2 separate regions of the Homo sapiens genome follow, and region 2 is linked to region 1. The links are chromatin contacts, found by POLR2A ChIA-PET in ENCODE. All regions are on one chromosome and are shown on one strand. The core of a region is the stretch at or near the end of the contact, and the rest is flanking DNA. Distances in the headings are between cores, read along the strand shown.

Region 1 (6,498 bases), core at 1,201-3,700:
GGAAAGGAGGTAATATTAAATTTTAATGATCTTATTTTTAACTGAACCATGAGAAGTGAAAAAAAGAGTTAAAAACTGAGTAAAGATAAAAGGCTAAGAGTTGAAATACAATAATGAAATAGGCTGGAAGAGAGTAAAAATAAGATACAAGACTAGAAATTGAAGGGCACCAGAATATGCCACCTTGAACTGTTTGACATATGGACCGTTTTGACCTTAAGGGAATTGAGAATCAGAAGCAACAGGAAGAGTTCTTTACCGCCTCTTAACTGCCTAAATATAGAGTATAAATTTCCCCTTTTTGCAAAGGAAAGGTACATTTATAAAGGAAATTTACATTTGTAAATGTGTCTCCTCCCAGGAAGAAAGCTACTCCTTGGGACAGCTCTTATAACTTCAGAGCCTCTTACTTGGATCACTAAACAGCTCTTGTGTGTCACACAATCCCCCCTCATCTTCCCACAACTTACCTCTTGTTTCCAGAAGCCCAAACCCCACTTTTCTGCTCCCAGAAGCCCAAACCTGCTTTTTCCTTGTTTACCTTAAGATGGTATACAAGTCTTAATCATCTGGTCACTTCCTTAAGTTTTCATTTCTTTGTGAACTCTGCTGCATGTGTATATAATTAAACTTATTTTTTCCCCCTGTTTCTTATTAATTTGATTCCAGGGTCCAGCCAGTAAAGCAGGAGGATAGAGAAAAGAAGTTTTCCCACCATACAAAATCAATGAATACAAATATGAAAATAAAAGACATAAAGGATAATGACTATAGATCATAACAGATGAGGTGAGGAAGTTAACATGTAAGAAGATTTTTTTAAAGTATGAATAAGAATTTAAAAGCTAAAAATGTAAGGGTAAAAAGTTAAATAAAATGTACATAGACATAGTTAAAGGATCATATTGAATTTTTTTGAAAAAATAATAAAAAATTAAAAAATATGAGAGAGTGGGGAGAAAGAGATTAAAAACAAAGTATGTGAGCTTTAACACAATCCTTAAAGGGGCAGGTCACCTCTGGCCACCCACTTAAGCAGCAGAGACTCTGGTGGGCAGTCAAAATGGTGGCCTTCACTCTCCCACCTTCTACCTCCCCAGAGGCATCACTTCTGTCAAACAGTTGGCAGGGACAACAACTTTGGGTGATGGTTCAAGCTATGGTCACCATAGTGTTAGCATTTCTCGCAGTTATATGGATCAACTCAATGAGTTGGCTGACAAATCAACACTTAAAGCCCTCAGCACCTTGGTGGTACGTGGTGGGTATCTGCTAAGTGTTCTAAAGGATTAGGTGCTAGGTGGAAAGGAGCAAAAGGAGACATAGCACAGTGTCCACGTCCAACCCCACTTCCCAGGAAATTGCTGAGGCCTCAGATAATTGTTTTATGATGGTGATTATAATGGAAATCACAAATATATATTTGTCCCTAAAGTATGTCTGGCACTGCACTAGGCATTTTTCCACAGATGGCCTCATTTTTAGAGTTCTCAACAACCTTGCAAATGCTGCATTTCATAGATTCTAAGACTCTTGTTTCCACATGTTAACATCTTTAAGATCAGGCTGAATCTTACAGTCTATGTGATGAGAGCCTTATATTGTGATTTAATTGTCAAGGTTATTTTTTGTTTCTCTTTTGCTAACTGTACATAAAACAATGGTGAATCTTACAGTGTGTGGTGTGTTAGATTTGATGAAATACAGTAGATGTGACTTTCCATGCTCTCCAGATGAGAAAACAGATACTCTGAGAGGCCAAACAAGCTGTCTGACATCATATGCTGGTAAATGCCTGGTGTGACATACATACTCCAAAACTTGTTCTTTTTCTCTCCTGGAAGCCCAAGTGCTAGAAAGTACCTGATCTGCACTGGGGAGGTTGAACCCCAGAATGTGAGAGCTGAAAAGCTCCCAGGAGTCAAGCTTGTGCTTGGCACCAGGACAGATGTGGCCCTGGACTCAAGCTGTGGCTTTCCTCTCCTCCCAGTTCACTGTACCACACTGTCTCTGTCCCAAGACCTTGCTTCTGCTTTTTCTCTTTCCTCTGTTCCTTCTCCTGCCTTTTTTTTTTTTTTGACACCCTTTGGTATTTTGGATGTTTCTTGTTATTTTTTGCTTTTATCTTACCAGCTGCTGGTTTCACCAAAGAGACAAAGAGACACCAGCAAGATGGAAATATCAGGCTCCCATTATTCTTTTTATTTTGCTCCTTTCCAGTTGTGTGACAGCTGGTTGGCTACCTCTGGAAATGTATTATGGCCTCTGAGATTTGGTGAATCGGAGAAGTATGAGCAGACACACACATCTATTGCCTTCAGGCCAGGAGAAATAATATTATCTCCCTTGTGGGAACAGTTTATTCTCAGAGTGCTTTGATTTAAGCTTACAAGGAGAAATGCCCAGTTATGGAGCAATTTCCCGGAATATTCTGTTTTAGCTGCCTGGCAGTCCTTTGTGCTAAATGATAATGGCCCACATCTGGAGAAGCCTGGTGGGGGTCTCCCTGGATGACTTGGCTTTCTGGTTTCAATCAAAGTGTCTTATCATTCTCTCACAGGTGCTTGGAAATGTAATGAACTTGTGGAGAGCACAATGAATATGCAGCGCTGAAAGGGATATTTTGATCCAAGCCCTTTATTCTGTAGATAAGGAAAGGGAGCCCTAGAGAGGTGAAGTGGCTTGCCAAAGTCACCCAGCAGATTATGGCCAGGATTATAATCTAGGTCACCGACTTAAAGTTATCCAAGGGTTTTCCTCGAAAAGAGCTATAGAGAACATACAGTAATGTTTGGTGTGACTCTTTCTCATGAGTCCTCCTTGAGCTTGAGCAAGCCACTTGTTTGCACTATGTCAGCTTTCTAACTCGTCTCCTTGCTTCCAGCTCTCCCCACACTAATAAACATCTTTATTAGTGTGAGATTCATCTTCTTGGTTGAGCTTCTAATCACTGCTTCTCCCTCTTCAAAATACTTGGAGGCTCCCAAAGAATAAAGCCCAACTTTCTTGGCATTGAAGCTGCACTTGGTCTGCACCACTTCACAACACTTCCTTAGTGTCCTCACTCAGCCTAAACTGCTTCCATTTTCTTTTCAAGCCTTGAAGCCTTTGTTCATGCTGTTCCATCTACTGAAACATACTTCTCCATAGTTCCATCACTCCCTTAGGCCCTGGCTTTTTGTCAGGGAGGTCCACTGGGGCAGATCCTGGGAGGAGGGGACATGATGGACTCTGCCAATTTGCTATTGGCAGACTTCTTCTCTGCCCCTTGAGTTATGCAGGCAAGTAGTCACCATGAGGGAGTCCACTGCAGGGCATTCAAGGGAAAGACAGAAAGTTTGGGGACAGTCTGGCAGCAGATGGTAGGTAGGCAGTGGGCATGAAGACAAGCCATTTGACAGCAGGTTTCAGAACTCCAGCTTCTGGGATTGTGCACTGTGGTGCCAGGTTTTGAGGAAACAGAAGCAAATCACACAAATATGGCCTTATCTGCAAGAAGCTTGCAGTTTAGTGGGTAGGACAAATGTTAGAATAGATGATTTCATCAAATACTCAAAATCTTATAATTTTCATTTTACAAATAAGAAAACTGAGTCTCAGAAAGGTTGAAAAATTTCTCAAGGCTGCCTAGCTCATTAGTTTTGGAGACAATTCCAAAGCCTATGCTCCCTTTAGTCATAATTTCATTTCTGGGGAAACAAGGGGTCAGGGTTGAGTGACCTGATGGTCAGATTGAGTGAGGTGATGATTTGGGCCTGGAATAAATACTGTTATTGTTCATAATAGGGACTATTCATTATGGGAGAACAAGCTTTACATATGCTAATTTTAAATTTCACAATAACTCTGCAGTAAGAATTAGCCTTTCCATTTTACAGATGCAGAAGGCAAAGATTAGCAAAGACAAATAATTTATCTAAAATCACCTACCTACAGTGGAGAAAGGTGTTCGACTTAGATCTATCTGACCATCAAATCTATGTTCTTTCCAGTGGACTAGCCTGCCTCTCCACCACGAGTTACCTAAAAACTATTGAGAGGCTCTTTTTTTTTCCTTCTTCAAGGGAAGGAGGGAGAAGGAGAGAAAGTGCATGTTGACACAAAAAACAAAGAGACTAAAAATAGTTTAAATGTAAAAATGTCATGTTCACCTAACTCAGATTTAGAAAGCCCACCACAAATCTTGGTGGGAAATTCTGCCTCCCATAATGAGAACTGTCACTTTAAGGCCTGTAATTTTACTGGATTTGCACAAGGGGAGCTTTGAACCACAATCTTCATTTATTTATTGTCTTCATTTATTATTCAAGTTTTCTCTTTCCTGTCTGGGCATCCACATTGGTGGAAAATTCTTAGAGTCATGCTTAAGATTAATCAAATGAACGGAGATGCTCTTTACACCTTGCTTCTAGAGGCCAGTGTGGAGAGCATCAAAGAGACCCAACATGTTCCAGGTCTGTTCCTTATTGTTGACCATACTCAGGGCACTACCTTGACATTGGCACTGCACACTCATGACAGGGTGGAGTATCTTGTTCAACTGGAGCCATCTCATGCATTTATCTTGGCTTTTCCTTGACAAAACTTGATTAGATTCTGTTCTGTGGCTATTTCAACTTTGAATGGAGATGTAATCTCTTGGATTTTTTTTTAACCTAATAATTCAAGTCTCCTCCCCAACGCCCCCACCCAGAAAACCATCTTTCCATAAGGCTGAGAACAATTAAGAATTTTTATTTTTTTGTGCTTGGTCTAATGAGAATCTTCTATGGATGTATTAGTCCATTCTCATGCTGCTATAAGGACGTACCTGAGACTGGGTAATTTATAAAGGAGGAAAGTTTAATTGACTCACAGTTCTGCAGGGCTTGAGAGGCCTCAGGAAACTTACAATCATGGCAGAAGGGGAAGCAAACACATTCTTCTTCACATGGTGGCAGGAAGGAGAAGAATGAGAGTTAGCAAAGGAGGAAGCCCTTCATAATCCCACCAGATCTTGTGAAAACTTACTCACTATCACAAGACTAACGTGGGGGAAACTGCCCTCATGATTCAATTACCTCCCATCAGTTGCCTTGCATCATGCATGAGGATTATGGGAACTGCAATTCAAGATAAGATTTGGGTGGGGACATAGCCAAACCATATCCTTTCACCCCAGCCTGCCCTAAACCTCATGTCCTCACATTTCAAAACACAATCATGCCCTTCCAACAGTTCGTCAAGGTCTTAGCTCATTCTAGCATTAACCCAAAAGCCCAAGTCCGAAGTCTCATCTGAGACAAGGCAAGTCCCTTTGGCCTATGAGCCTGTACAATCAAAAGCAAGTTAGTTACTTCCTAGATACAATGGAGGTACAGGCATTTGGTAAATGCACCTGTTCCAAATGGGAGAAATTGGCCAAATGAAGGGGCTACATGCTCCATGCAAGTCCAAAATCCAGTGAGGCAGTCAAATCTTAAAGCTCTGAAGTGACCTCCTTTGACTCCATGTCTCACATCCAGGTCACACTGATGCAAGAACTGGGCTCCTATGGCCTTGGGCAGCTCTATCTTTGTGGCTTTGCAGGGTATAGCCCCACTTCTGGGCTGCTTTCATGGGCTGGCATTGAGTGTCTGCAGCTTTTCCAGGTGCACGGTACAAGCTGTTGGAGGATCTACCATTCTGGGGTCTGGAGGACACAGTCCCTTTTCTCACAGCTCCACTAGGCAGTGCCTCAGTGGGGACTGTGTGTGGGGACGTTGACCCCACATTTCCCTTTTACACTGCCCTAGCAGAGGTCTCCATGAGGGCTCCACCCCTGCAGCAGACTTCTGCCTAGACAACCAGGTGTTTCCATATATCCTCTGAAACCTAGGTGGAGTTCCCAAATCTCAATTCTTGACTTCTCTGCATTTGCAGGACCAACATTATGTGGAAGCTGCCAAGGCTAGGGGCTTACACCCTCTGAGGCAACAGTCTGAGCTGTACCCTGGCCTCTTTTAGCCAAGCCTGGAGCGGCTGGGATGCAGGGCACCAAATCCCAGGGCTGCACATAGGAGGGGGGCCCTGGACCCAGCCCATGAAAAATTTTTTGCCTAAGCCTCTGGGCCTGTGATGGGAGGGGCGGCCATGAAGTTTTCTGACATGCCTTGAAGACATTTTCCCCATTGTCTTGACGATTAACATTTGGCTCCTCATTACTTTTACAAATTTCTGCAGTAGCTTCCATTTCTCCCCAGAAAATTGTTTTTGCTTTTCTATCACATCACTAGGCTGCAAACTTTCCAAACATTTATGCTCTGCTTCTTCTTGAACTCTTTGCCACTTAGAAATTTATTCTGCCAGATATCCTAAATGACCTCTCTCAAGTTCAAAGTTCCACAATCTCTAGGGCAGGGGCAAAATGCCACCAGTCTTTTTGCATAGCAAGAGTGACCTTTACTCCAGTTCCCAACAAGTTCCTTACCTCCGTCTGAGACCACCTCAACCTGTACTTCATTGTCCATTTCACTATCA
Region 2 (6,498 bases), core at 1,936-4,435, 36 kb after region 1:
GTATGCATGAATGTGTGCATGTGTGAGTGTGTATGTAAATAAGTATATATGTGTAAGGGTGTGTATGAGTGTGCACACATGTGCACCCATGGCTGAATTACATGAGAAGAGTCCCCCATGGACAGCAGCATTAGAAGTCAGTCTCTTCCTGCTGGGATGCCATGATTGCTATCAGGAAGAAGGGAAGATGTCATGGCTTGGGCAAAATCAGCAGCAACATTACTGAAAAGTTTGTGGTAATCTAAGGCAACAGAATATTGCCAGAATGTCAGCAGGAGCGTTTTTCCTCATCTCTCACCTTTCCATATGGAGGGCCTCCAGCAAGACCACCTCTCCTGGTCTCTCTGCCAGGGAAGGGGAGTGCCTGTCTGATGGTGGCTGTGGGAGGCAGTCTGTCAGCCAACAGGAGCGTGTGTCCTGGTCTGCTCACAGCCACCCTAGGCAGTCTGAGTCTGCCCTTCTGGGAGCCCCTCACTCCCACCATCCCCCATGCCAAGTGGGTGAGTTTAATTCCAGGCTGAAGTATCTTGTTGACTAATCCTTTTGGCCCTATCTAAAGCAGCCATGTTCTTTTATCAGCATAAAAGCTGTTTTTTTTTTTTTTTTTAATCTATATCTGCCTGGGTCCTATGTCTATCTTAGTTGGCTTTGAATATATAAGAAGAAAGGCACATGATTTGTTGATCCCCTAGAGCCCTAATGCATTGGATTTATAATAAAGAAATGCTTAATTTGGATGCAGCGTGCTCAAGCAATGGAAGGCAGAGATGTTCTAGATAATTCTCCAACTTAGACACTTCCTGCCATACTCTGCATTTTTCCAGAGGTTCTGGCTCTACTCAATGACAGTGGGGATTTTTGAGAGACTTTCTGTCTATAAGCCACCTGCAGATTTATTTTTAAGTATTTTCCTTGTTAAATATTTTTGATACCTTTGTATTAAGAATGCTGATAAGAGTTGGATGACACACTGACTGTTTTGTAAGACAGGTATGTGTATGTGTGCTGGGGGAAAGGAAGGAGTTAGAAGGGAGGAAGTATCCATTATCTATTGCCATTGTACAAACAACCACAAAACTTTAATGCATACAGCAATAAACTCTTATCTGTCAGGAGTTATCTGGGATCAGTTTGGCAGCTCTGCTGATCTTGTCTGGGCCTGGTCACACATCAGGGGTTGTCTGTTGGCTGGTCTAGCATGGCCTCAGCTGGGGTCACTGGGTTTCCTGTGCCTTGCTCTGTGTCTCTCTCATTCCTTAAAAAACTAGCCCGAACATGGTCTTATGAAAATGGCAGAGGTACAAGTGAGCCAGAGGGAACATGTAGGGCCTCTTGTGGCTCAGGCTCAAACTGGAACACCATTACTTCCACTTCGTCATATTGGCTAAAGTGAGTCACATGGGATGGGGGAATGTACTCTGCCTTCATGTTTTTATGCCTTCATAAAACCCTGAAGTCCAAAATAACTGAGAGGAGTCAAGAAGGAGGGACCTATTAGTGCCATCAAGCTACCATAGCAGGGAAGTGAAGAAATGCTGGTAAAAATGACATGCCTCCATGAGCGAGCTAGGCAACTCACCTGCAGGCTGACGTGGATGGAAAGGTGTTTAGAAACTCTTGCCAGGGCTTCTATCAGCCAGGAGGCATACTTCGGCTCTGCCAGTTGTGTTTAGCTGGTGTCTGTTCTGATTCGCCAATGTCTGTGCTGTTCTGGCTGTTAAACCTTTGAATGTCACCCCTGCCAACATCCATCCACCAACCTAACCTTACAAGTCTTTAATTCTCAAAGATTTCTAATACTCATGTTCTCCTGTCTATAGATTCAGGGCCAGCTCTTTTCTAGCATGGTTCCCTGCAGTTGCCTTCTAATACTTCTCCCTTTCTACGGCCATAGTTGTATTTCTAAAATGCTCCTTCTGCTTAAAATTCTCCCTGGATGTCTTGTCCTTTAGTTGTCTATTACCCACCCTCACCTTCAGCCTCATCTCCAGCCTCATCTTCAGTGACTGAGGTCATCACAGCAAACCACTGGGCCTTTTGTGCTCAGAAACTCTGCTCAACCTTCCTTTTCCATCTCACTCCTGCACATCCTTCAAGATGTGGCTTAGGCATTCCTTCCTCCAGGAAGTCTACCCTCCCTTTTCCCCAGCCAAGTGGAGCGAAGCTTGCCCCTCTGTGTGATTCTGGCTACTCATGCTTCCCTTTCTCATGGCACCTGCTATACTGCAGAATGGTTGCCTCTGAATTTGTGTCTCCTGCTGGAGACTGGAGCTTCTCCAGAACAGGGTACTCAGTCTTACTTGGATCCATATCCACAGCACCTTTGACAGAGCCTGGCATACTACAGGTACTCTCTAAATGTTTTTGTTTTAATGAAAATAAGTATTCACACAATTCACAGTCTATTTACTGTAAAGTACAAAATAGTCCTTCATTCTTCCTCTCTCCCCAACCCTAATTTTCTCTGTCTCTGATGCTTCACAAACATACACATACTCAAAGGGTTCGTATAGGTTGTTAAGTAAAGTAATTGAAAGCTTCTGCTTTGATTTTTTTTTTTTAATTTCAGGAAGCTACTTGAACAGAGAGTAATTATTACTGTTAATAGCAATAATTTCCCTATAATCTGGTTACATGTCCTATTTCATTTTAATGATCAGAGCAGCTGTCTTTAAACAAGTCTGGACAGGGATCTGGAAGCAGAGCTTCCTGAGACATATTCTCTTTGGTCCAATTATTCCACTTCTGGAGAATGTCTGAGAAGGCAGCTGAGGTTGGGGGCAGGATGGGGCAGTTTATGTCCCTCTGAATCTTCTAGCACACAGGACTTTCCGGAGCTTTTCAACAGCAACTCCACTGTGCCACAGGAGGAGAGGCAGATAGGGTTTCTGATCTCATCATCTCCCTTTCTCTTAAACCCTCCAGCGAGAGCTCTCTGGGGGCAGAGCCACAGCTCCAAGCCAGCAGGTTTCCTTTCCTCTTAATTGGGAGATGATAACATGGAAAACCAACAACCATATCAATGCCTTACAGCTTCTCAGGTCTTTTTTCTCCCCTAAAACTTGCTTTACAGGAGGAAACGGGGCCGCTTCAGATGGTTTCACTTTAAAACAAAACACAAGACTCTATGCTCTGAGCATTTGCTCAGCATTTATTAAATGTCTGTATTGTAGCTACCGGCTTGCTGGTGCCACAGCATCTGCGCATGCTCCCTGTGACTTCCTGGTCTGCAATGTGTTGCTGTTCCTAGCACCAGCTCTCCAGCCAGACCTGGATTACAGTCCCTTTTCAGCCACTCACTCGGCTCCATGACCTCCGAAAGAAAGGCCCTGTATGCTTTTTCATCTCTGAGTTTTAGTTCCTTATTTGTAAAATGTAGATAAAAATATCTACTTTGCATGGTTGACCTAAGGATTAGGCAAGACAATTTAGGGCATACACGTAGTAAATGACTGCTTCTGAGCCCTATTTTACTGGTGTTCTTGGTGGGAGAGTCTTACAGAGCTGGTTAAATGCACCTGGGCTGAAAATGCAAATTTCAGAAATCCGACAGGGGCAGGAATAATGTCCATTTATGAACAATGGGATTTCAACTAAACTCCATCTTTCCCAAATCACAAAGGCACAAAGATGACCTGTTGGTCAATGGTTAAATTCATTTTGGGGAGAAAGATACCTTTGGCATTTTCCCTCTAGCGACTTGCACCTAGCTGACAGCTGTTTTCAATATGTTGATGATTTAGGAAAACAGTCAAAAATAATACTTTGGAAATTTTAGTCCCACAGCTATGAAAAGAGCTGCAGGAAGAGAGAGGTTGTCTTTAATTAAGTCATTCCATCCAATCCATGGTGTGTTTTATTTTATGTTTAAATGAAATAAACCTTAAGAAAAATTATTGTTCTACACACACATTTTTATACACACTTCCTGGCTTGCAAAGGGCTGTTTCCATAATTGAAGTAAATGTAAAATGTATAAAACACATGGAAACATAGGTTGGCACTACTCACGGTGAGTTCTTTTCAAGACAAAATGTATTTCCAGGAAATATCACAAAATTTCCAAGCCACATGAGGTGGTTTGGATAGAATAGAGGGACCATCTTCTTTCCCTTATGCAATATTGTTAATGTTCTAGACTACAAATAGAAAAAAATCCTTATTCATTCTCTTCTCTCTAGTTTTTTTTTTTTTTTTTTTTTTTTTTTTTTGGTCTCATTATTGTGAGACTATGAGGAATAAAAGAAGAAAAGCAGCTCTGGAATCATAATGGAAAGCAATGCCTGTTGATAGGGGTTTAAGAAAGATAATCATTTCCACCCTCCCTACAGGTTCTGAATCAACTGAGAAATAGTCACAAGAGACAGATGGAGGTAAGTGTTCTGGCTTCAGTGATGGTAGCATTGCATTAGATGGCAGGACTTGGACCTGAGCCCCAGTAGGCTTCCTATTAATTTTCCCAAATCCAGGACTTTGGATGACATATTGAAGAGAGAGTATGAATCTGTGGAATGGGGAAATGCTTATGCATTCTGCTGCAAGAAGAATTGTTGCCCCTCAATTATCTAGTTCCAGTGGTAAGGACCACAGGTCAAGGCTGTGAACTCCACCTCATGCAGAAATGTGGACCCATGAAAGTCGGATTTGATTACTTCTCCAATAGGAAGAATTGAAGTACAGTGTGGGGAAGATGGGTTAGAAGTTGACTCTAAGGCAGGCAGTCTCCTTAGGAAATACACAGAGAGAAAAAGGGAGACGTAACATTGGTTACTTTTTAATTTCCTTTGAGCATTCTTTCCCCATATTATAGATGAGGTGTTTGTGTTTTTCTGACACCAATTCTACAACATCAATAGGGTGTTCTACAATTCAATCATATTCTGACGCTAACTACCTGAAGTTAGCATCAGACTCCACAAGCTTAAAAGCTCAGTCTCACAAGCCTGCCCTTACTTCAGAAGCCAGTCACAAGTCCAGGGCCCCCCAGGCTACCTGCACCTCGGTTCAACTTGGCTGCAAATTTAGGGATTCCCACACCCCACACCCCGCACCCTCAGGTCTGATAATTCACTTGAACAACTCATAGAACTTAGGAACGTGCTATACTTAACAATTACCATTTTATTATAAAGGATACAATTCAAGAACAGCCAATTAGAAGAGAGGTATAGGGCAAAGTAAGGGGTGGCACAGAGCTTCCATAACCTCTCCGGGCATACCATGCTCCCAGCATGTGTGTATGCTCCCCAACCCAGAATTGCCCCAAACCCAGCTGTTGCAGAGCTTTTACTGAATCTTCATTGTGTTGGCATGATTGATTAAATAATGAGCCCTTGGTGATTGAACTCAATCTCCAGGCTTCTCCCTTCTCGAGAGGTCAGAGGCTGGGGCTGAAGTTCCAACTCTCTAATTACACGTGTTTCCAGCCCCTCCCTGGAAACTATCTAAAAGCCCACCTTGAGTCACTTTTTTGGCATTAAGTCAGATATGTGATGAATATCAAAAGACACTTCTATCACTTAAGTAATTTAAAGGGCTTTGAAAGCTCTGTGCCAGAAACTGGGGGTAGAGATTTTTATTATACCATGGTACCCAATCGAAGTACCTAGGTATCTCTGTAGAGTCTTTTGAAGATTAACTGTGTTAAAGTATATAATTACCATTTATGAACATTAAGTACCTTTTCCTAACTCACTGGTCATAAGACCTGTTCAGGGGTTCCCTAACTTTTCATAAAAAAAAACCTCGCTTATCATAATCCAAAAATGGAGTTTATGCTTTGAAAGATTTTGCTTCTCAACCTGATAAATTAAAAATGGAAAAACCTCAAATTTGATAGATTTCCAATTAAAATTGAAGAAAAGTCTTACCTGTGCCTTCACCTCTGGGAAATGAAAGTCTTTGTATTATGTATCAAAAATTGCTCAGAGCAGAACAAAGCACATGGATATGTTAGTATTAAAAGTTTCTATGTATGAAATTAGGGGCAATTTGGAAATACAGAAAATACATATTTTTATAACTAACGAATGCATGCCCATTTGGAAAACTTGGAAATCAGGGAAATAACTTATAATTATGCAAAAATAAATGAACTAAAATGGTTAATATCTTGATAGAGCTCTCAGGACCTGGTTAAGATCATCTTTAAGGTTCTTTCTAACATTTATTATTCACTTATTTAACAAATATTTAATGAGTACTTCTTCTGAGTCAGACATTGTTCCAGGCAATAGAGATAGGGAAGCAAAAGACACTTGAAGTTCCTGCCTTCATGGAAATTATGTTTTGTGGCTCAAAATGATGATTTTATATTAATAATAATTATGAAAAGCATGCATATATTATATATTATGATATGTGCAGTAACTGCCATATATACTGGGACTGTATAAATGTTTTACGTAGATAATTTTAGTTACTTTTCAGAGAAACCTCATGAGATTGGTGCTGTGATTATCAAATCTGAGAGTCAGAGGGGTTCAGTTACTTGACCAA

The links. ChIA-PET counts read pairs that join two places held with the same protein, here RNA polymerase II (POLR2A).
Region 2: POLR2A ChIA-PET joins it to region 1 with 13 read pairs in SK-N-SH. The contact joins two enhancer-like sites. POLR2A ChIA-PET finds 5 or more read pairs at or near these places in 2 of 52 experiments (MCF 10A and SK-N-SH).

Annotation. Positions count from the first base shown.
Region 1 is chr1:55,602,506-55,609,003 of GRCh38, forward strand. No RefSeq gene overlaps it. Among named protein-coding and RNA genes, the nearest start is that of LINC01753, 340 kb to the right of the region's middle. Within about 2 kb of position 2,451, at least 2 of the 41 ENCODE cell types and tissues checked have a DNase peak (open chromatin) inside an H3K27ac peak, as active enhancers do.
Region 2 is chr1:55,638,171-55,644,668 of GRCh38, forward strand. No RefSeq gene overlaps it. Among named protein-coding and RNA genes, the nearest start is that of LINC01753, 300 kb to the right of the region's middle. RefSeq lists enhancers at 2,919-3,088, 3,109-3,178. Within about 2 kb of position 3,186, at least 20 of the 41 ENCODE cell types and tissues checked have a DNase peak (open chromatin) inside an H3K27ac peak, as active enhancers do.